2 separate regions of the Homo sapiens genome follow, and region 2 is linked to region 1. Evidence: chromatin contacts called from ENCODE Hi-C or POLR2A ChIA-PET data. All regions are on one chromosome and are shown on one strand. The core of a region is the stretch at or near the end of the contact, and the rest is flanking DNA. Distances in the headings are between cores, read along the strand shown. Region 1 holds the start of SLC39A8 (solute carrier family 39 member 8). Region 2 has its middle 130 kb from the start of NFKB1-AS1.

Evidence for each region. Hi-C counts contacts between places; a loop is a spot of excess contacts on that map. ChIA-PET counts read pairs that join two places held with the same protein, here RNA polymerase II (POLR2A). Pooled maps may share reads with other maps.
Region 2: a loop to region 1 is called in a map of mammary epithelial cell, with 6 times the contacts of the local background. The contact joins the enhancer-like site here to the promoter of SLC39A8 in region 1. A Hi-C loop is called at or near these places in 13 of 168 maps with a recorded cell type or tissue (CD4-positive, alpha-beta T cell, CD4-positive, alpha-beta memory T cell, CD8-positive, alpha-beta T cell and 8 more), 30 of 37 single-sample maps with no recorded cell type and 22 of 50 pooled maps. POLR2A ChIA-PET finds 5 or more read pairs at or near these places in 5 of 52 experiments (CD4-positive, alpha-beta T cell, CD4-positive, alpha-beta memory T cell, activated CD4-positive, alpha-beta memory T cell and 2 more).

The regions. Positions count from the first base shown.
Region 1 is chr4:102,343,821-102,346,957 of GRCh38, forward strand. SLC39A8 (solute carrier family 39 member 8) reads right to left here and starts at 1,662. Exons shown (of 9, transcript NM_001135146.2): 1 at 1,525-1,662; 2 at 624-1,095. The coding sequence starts at 842. RefSeq lists enhancers at 185-244, 2,145-2,194 and a silencer at 715-964.
Region 2 is chr4:102,626,566-102,629,702 of GRCh38, forward strand. No RefSeq gene overlaps it. Among named protein-coding and RNA genes, the nearest start is that of NFKB1-AS1, 130 kb to the left of the region's middle. Within about 2 kb of position 1,491, at least 3 of the 41 ENCODE cell types and tissues checked have a DNase peak (open chromatin) inside an H3K27ac peak, as active enhancers do; they include mammary epithelial cell, where a contact is called at or near this core.

The DNA of each region.
Region 1 (3,137 bases), core at 412-2,911:
ACTAGAATCAAATATTTGACCTGACATATGACAAGGAACTAACAATATAAGCCTAGTCTACCACCATCTGGATGACCAAATTAGAATCTTAGTCTCAAGGCCGCCCCTGTTTCAGCCCTGAATGCCTCATGTAATGTACACAGGAGCCAGAACTACATTATATCTCGTTTTCAAATAGCACTGGTTACGCACCGGGCAACTGTTAACCAGGGTGGCATGTGATAATCTTCCTTGCTAACCTTGTAGGAAGTGTGCGAGCCGTTATCTTTCTGGCAAGATTTAAGTAACTCATTCCTATCTAAAAAGCATCTGTTAAAGTGGCGTCACACCCTCAACTACTTCATAAAGTTTTCTATAAAATGTTAAAATCACCAGAGTCGGACCTCTCAGTTCATCAGGCGTAAAACTGCAGTTTCCGGCTGCCAAATCCCTTAACAACGTTAACCTTTTAATCCTTCAGCCTCGTCTAGTGAAAAGCAAGTGTCACCAGATACCGCCTTCTACTTGAGAAATATAACAAGATTCTTTCTCCTGCACTTTTCCCAAATAAAAACGGCTCATATACAAAGTGAAGTCTAGGGACACCCACAGTACGGAGGGCTGCCCGGACCTGGCGGCCTTACCTGGTTGAAGTGCAGCTGGCCAGGCTCCGGGACGCCCACGCGGGAGGCGGCTCCCATCTGCTCCAGCAAGTGCTGGAGCTGCGCCGCCGACAGGCTCAGATTCGCGCCGAACACGCTCAGCACATCCTCGCTGAAGGCTAGCCCTGGCCCCTCCGCCACTCCTCCGAGGCCGGCGGCCGCCAGCAACAGGAGCCCGGCCACCGCGCGACCCGGGGCCATCCTGGCCTGGGCTTCCCCTTGAGGGCCCGCGACGGGCTGCCGCGCAGAGGGACGCGCGCGGGCGCACTGGCGTCCTTGCCCAAGGGCGGGAGCGTCAGTGCTCGGCGCTGCTCCGAGTCAGAGGTGGCGCGGGACGCCCCTGGTTCTCCGACGCCTTCGAAAGAACAGCAGCTCGCGACCTGCGGGGCATTGAAGTGGCAGCGTAGCCGAGGGGAGCGATAGGCGGAGTGGGCCCCCCGGCCTCCTGGAGAGCCTGAGATAAAGAGGACAAAGGGGGACAGAGATAAAGGCCACCAGGGCACCAGCCGGCAGGCTCCAGAAACGCTGCGTGGCAGTAGCCCTCAAACGCCCGGCCGGGCATGGGGCCAGACGCCCCGGATCCGGGTTTGCAAACGCCCCAGGATTTGCGTACATATGCTCCTCCCGGATATAAAGCCCCAAACCACGCCACTTCTTAGGAAAAACTAAAACCACACTAACTGTAGAACTCCACCTCCTCTTCCTGTCTTTCTGCTTTATTCTCTCCGCCGCAAACTTAGAAGTGAGACGTGCAGTCCCCAAGGAGCTGCAGAAAAGGGCTCTTCCGGAGTCCTGGGGATTGCGCGTTTAAAGGGGACCCTCCCTCTCCCCGGATCTTCTCTGAGCTTGGCAAGTTAATCGGAAGCACTCGCTGGCCTCTCACCTCTCCTATCTGTTTGTTTGTCTGTCTCTGCGTCTTTCTCTCTGCGTGTCAACGTAAGACTCGGTCTCTGGATCTCTCTCTCTTTCTGTCTCCCGCCCCCACAACCTCTGTATCTCTGACAGGTCCGCGGTGAAACTCCGCGATCCGCTCCGGCGCTCTTTACAAATAAGGGGAGGAGGGCCCTGTCCCCGCCTCCGTAGCACGTGGTGACCCATTTCCCCAGCCTGAACTCCCGCGCGCGTCCACGCCGGGGCGCAGGACCGCCGGCCTTCCCTCCGCGGGCGCTGCTCATTCCCAGCATCAGCCATGCCCTCTTCCCCACCCTCACTCCTGAGGGTTACCTGATGCCACCTCCGTGTCGGGGTCCCTAACTCCTCTCTGGTCTCGGGGACGCATGCATCTTTTCGTGATCTTGATGAAACCAACTTGCTGAAATGGAGCCTGGAGACCCTTGCATTGTCTACATAATTAACAGGAATTGCTTTTTTTTCTCACTTCTTAAAATCAGAGGAGAAAGAGGAAATCCAATGGTAGCGGTGGCGGGCTAGCTGAGCCAGCACTGCCCAAGCCGGCCCTTCCTGGCGGGATATCCGCAGATCAGAGGAATGTTTATTTGTTCATATGGGAGCTCAAGAAAAGCTGACTTAGGTGTGATGTCAACAGGTTTGTGTAAAGTGAGTGTGGTGTTTGAGGCAAAGTTTGTATCTGGTGGATATAGTGGTTCAAGTGTAAAGTGAAACCATGCTTCACTGTTAGATGGCTGTGAAAGGAAAATAAATCTTGAGACTTCAAAATCACCAAGCTAAAGGGAAACATCAAGAAGGGACCAGCTTAGGGCAAACCTGCCTGCCATTCTATTCAAATTCATCCCTCTGAGGCTCACCTGAGACAAATGCATATCTGATTGCTTTCTCTTCTCCATCGTTTATGCAAAAAATGCAGATTCACTGGGCCAGACTAAACTGTCTATTGAGTGGAAGGCTGATCATGGCCTCAAAAGAATGCAACCTTTTGTCTCTTGTCTATTATACTTCTAACCTGGAAGCCCCCACTTCCAATTGTCTCACCTTACTGGACTGAACCAATGTACATCTTACACATATTGATTGATGTCTCATGTCTCTCTAAAATATATAAAAGCAAACTGTACCCCCGACCACCTTGGGCACATGTCTCAGGACTTCCTGAGGCTGTGTCAGGGGCACATCCTTAACCTTGCCAAAATAAACTTTCTAAATTGACTGAGACCTGTCTCAGACATTTTGCATTCACGTGACTAAGGACAATAAAAAGAATACAAGATGCCGTTCTTGCCTTTCATCAGGAGAATGCACAGCCTCCTAAAATAGCACATTTTAAAGAGACATTAAGTCTAGACAAAGGGGAAAAGATGGGGAAAGGGAAAAAATCTTAATCTTAGAAGAGGAACCTAAAGACATAACTGCAGAAGAAAGAGACAGGTAGAGAACATTCCCAGAGGCTAAGGATCTAGGCAGACGAAGCTGAAGGATTGTCATATGGAAGAAGGTTTAACTATATTATATCTAACTTCAGAGGACAGAAGGCAGCAGTCATGGGGCAAAGTCACCCAGAGGAAGGTTTCTGTGGAATTA
Region 2 (3,137 bases), core at 241-2,740, 280 kb after region 1:
CCCAGGCTGGAGTGCAGTGGCGCCATCTCGGCTCATTGCAAGCTCCGCCTCCCGGGTTCACGCCATTCTCCTGCCTCAGCCTCCCGAGTAGCTGGGACTACAGGAGCCCGCCACCACGCACGGCTAATTTTTTGTATTTTTAGTAGAGACGAGGTTTCACCCTGTTAGCCAGGATGGTCTCGATCTCCTGACCTGATGATCCACCCGCCTCGGCCTCCCAAAGTGCAGGGATTACAGGCGTGAGTCACCGCTCCCAGCCCACTTCAGCAAATTATGTCCCCAACAGCCTTCCTCACTAGAGGCACCACTGCCACTGCAGCATCCCAGCACAAGGAAGTAGGTGACGCATCTCCCAACAGGACACCCAGGTGCCCACACTGCCCTCTCCAAGGCCCAGATATGTTTGACCTCAAAGACCCATGTCTTTATCCACGAGGATGCTTTTAATGATAAAATGAGAATGCCTGACTATAAGTGGGCTAAACAAATAAGGGCTTTAAAAAATACCATTACAAGATCAGCGATAGATACATCGATATTTTACATGGAATCTTTCCCTTTTTAAATGTTAGCATGTAATTCAACTTTTTAAAACACAGTCTAGACCATGACCTGCTGGTCAAATATGACCTAAATCTTCAGGATGACAAGGCAGGGTGCGGGGGGATCCAGGTCCTACCTGCTCCTCTCCCAGGCTCACTGCTGCCCCCGACACCTCCAGCTCTCCTGTCTGATGCTGTTCACAGCCACCACCCAATGCCTGCACACGTTCAGTTCTGCCCACCTCCCTAGATTTCTTCTGATGGCTTCACACAGAGGCAATGATGATTGTAATAGCTCACATTTGGTGGATAGTTATCATGTGCTATCAATAATCTGTGCATTATCTCCTTTATACCTCACAATTAACCTATGAAGCAGATACTGTTGTTATTGTTCCCATGTTTAAAGAAACTAAGGCACAGAAAGACTCAGTAGCCTGTATCCAATGAAGAACAGCCTGCTACTGGTGGATCTGGGACTGAAACACAAGTAAGTCCGATTTCAACGCCCACACCTTTAACTGCTGTATCAATTAGGATGCTTTGGGTTGTAAAATCAGAACACCTGACTACAAGATTAAACAATTAAGCCTTTATTTTTTACCACATTATAATAAGACCACAGTTAGATGGTTGCAGGGTTAATTTAGCAGCTAAACATCTCTGACACCCCCTGTCAAATATGTTTCTTTAAGATCACCAAAAAAAGGCTGCAGCAGCTCCAAGTGTCAGGCCCTCAAATAGCTTCTCAATTTTACCCAACAGCAGAGGGTTTTGCCTCAGGTCTATCCCTTATCAGGCAGGGAAACCTTCCCCCAGAAACCCCACATTAGACATCAACTTATGATTCATTCTTGAAATGTGTCATGGGCCTAACCCTACATCAATCACTGGCAATGGAGACTAGGATTAGAATAACAAATTATGATTCAGTCTCTGAGGCTGGACATGGCCACCTCTATTAGCAGAGAGGAGGAAGATCTGGCTGTGAGGTGGCCAGCCAACACTGTCTGCTCCAACTACTGGCAGTGGTCCAATAAATTTTACAAAACCAACAAAAAGTAACAGGAACAGAATCAGAACAAGGGGGTTGTTCCCACCTAAATTATGAGGCAGGGATGAGTGCTAGTTCTCAAACAGAAATTTTCGTGAGCCAGAATGTCTCATTTCCTGAGAGTTGTAGGTAACTTAGGTGTTACTATAATCATGTGTACTTGATCACTGCATAGCATGATGTGGCACACAGGGGAGCTCAATAAATCTTGTTTAAAGACAGAGACCAACCTAAGGGGTTAAGCAAACTTTTCTTTCATGGCAGGATTCAGTAACCCGTGTCTACAGAAATAAGGAGAGATATTTATAAGGAGAGATATTTATAAAACACGAAACAGTGATGCATTGGTCTTATCTTTGCTAAGTTCATTCACTGTTTGGCCCCACACAAGGACTTAAAGATGTCTTGGCAGGTTAGTTCACCCCCAGCTTGTAGATCACAGGCTCAGAGCCCCAACTACATAACCAGCTGATTTTGTGCTTTTCTTTCCTTATGTATTAATTACAATGAAGGTCTTTAAAGACTCATTTCTCAACTGAAATTTTTTCACTTATTTTTTACCATATACTTTCCAAAAAGCTTCCCTGAAGTATTGAACAAGATGGTGCCTTATCTAACATTGCTCCCCTGTCGCCATCACATTAACCTTAAGGACTTATCGCCAGCTGGAATTGCCTCGTTCGCTGGTTTAATGATCCATGAGAACTAGGACTTGTCTGCCTTTTTCATTGCCATACCCCCAGTGACAAGGACAATACCTGCCCAGAGTGGTCTGCAGTACATGCTTGATAAATGAATGAATAAATCCTTAAGTTAAACAGTGTCTAGGGGCAGAATATAAACATGTCTTAAGACAACACCGGTTTTGCCAGTGATTTTAAGGTTTTGTATGCTACTCTGGTTCATGCCTCTGATAAATCAATTAGAAAACAAGAATTCTCCCATTCACTTGAAAATATTACTGTCTTTTCTGCATAACCCTTTTAATTGCATGTGCTTATTGAATTAATAAGATTGCATTCAGTCAAGGCAGACTCTGGGGATGTTTTCAAATGCTTTGAATTTCCCACACAGACAATGCCTACCTGCTTTTCTCCCTAAATCTTACCAAGCTGGGGAATAAGTTTCATATCTGAGAGCCAGAGGTAGCCCAAGAGAATATTCTTTCTATCTCAGGTCTTTGTCACTTTAGGAATGTTAGGGAAACATATCTTTATTTCTCCTGCACTCCAGTTCACCTTCATTCCAACAGAGAACAAAATCTTTCTATTTATTTTCCAAGTGACTTCTCATGGTGTGAAAATGTCTCACAATGAAAAGTGAAGTAAGGAAAAAAAGAGAATAAGAAGAGTTATCGTGAATGTGAATGAGAAAATTATGATTTTTATTGTTCTCTCTGTTCTGAAATGGGAAGATATAATCCTGGGAACTGACCTCTCTTCATCCCACTCTCTCTGGAATGTGCTTTGCAAGAGCATATGACAGTAAGACCTGGTTCTGGTCTTTTTATCCTATTGTTCACACAACTAAGGATATGGTTT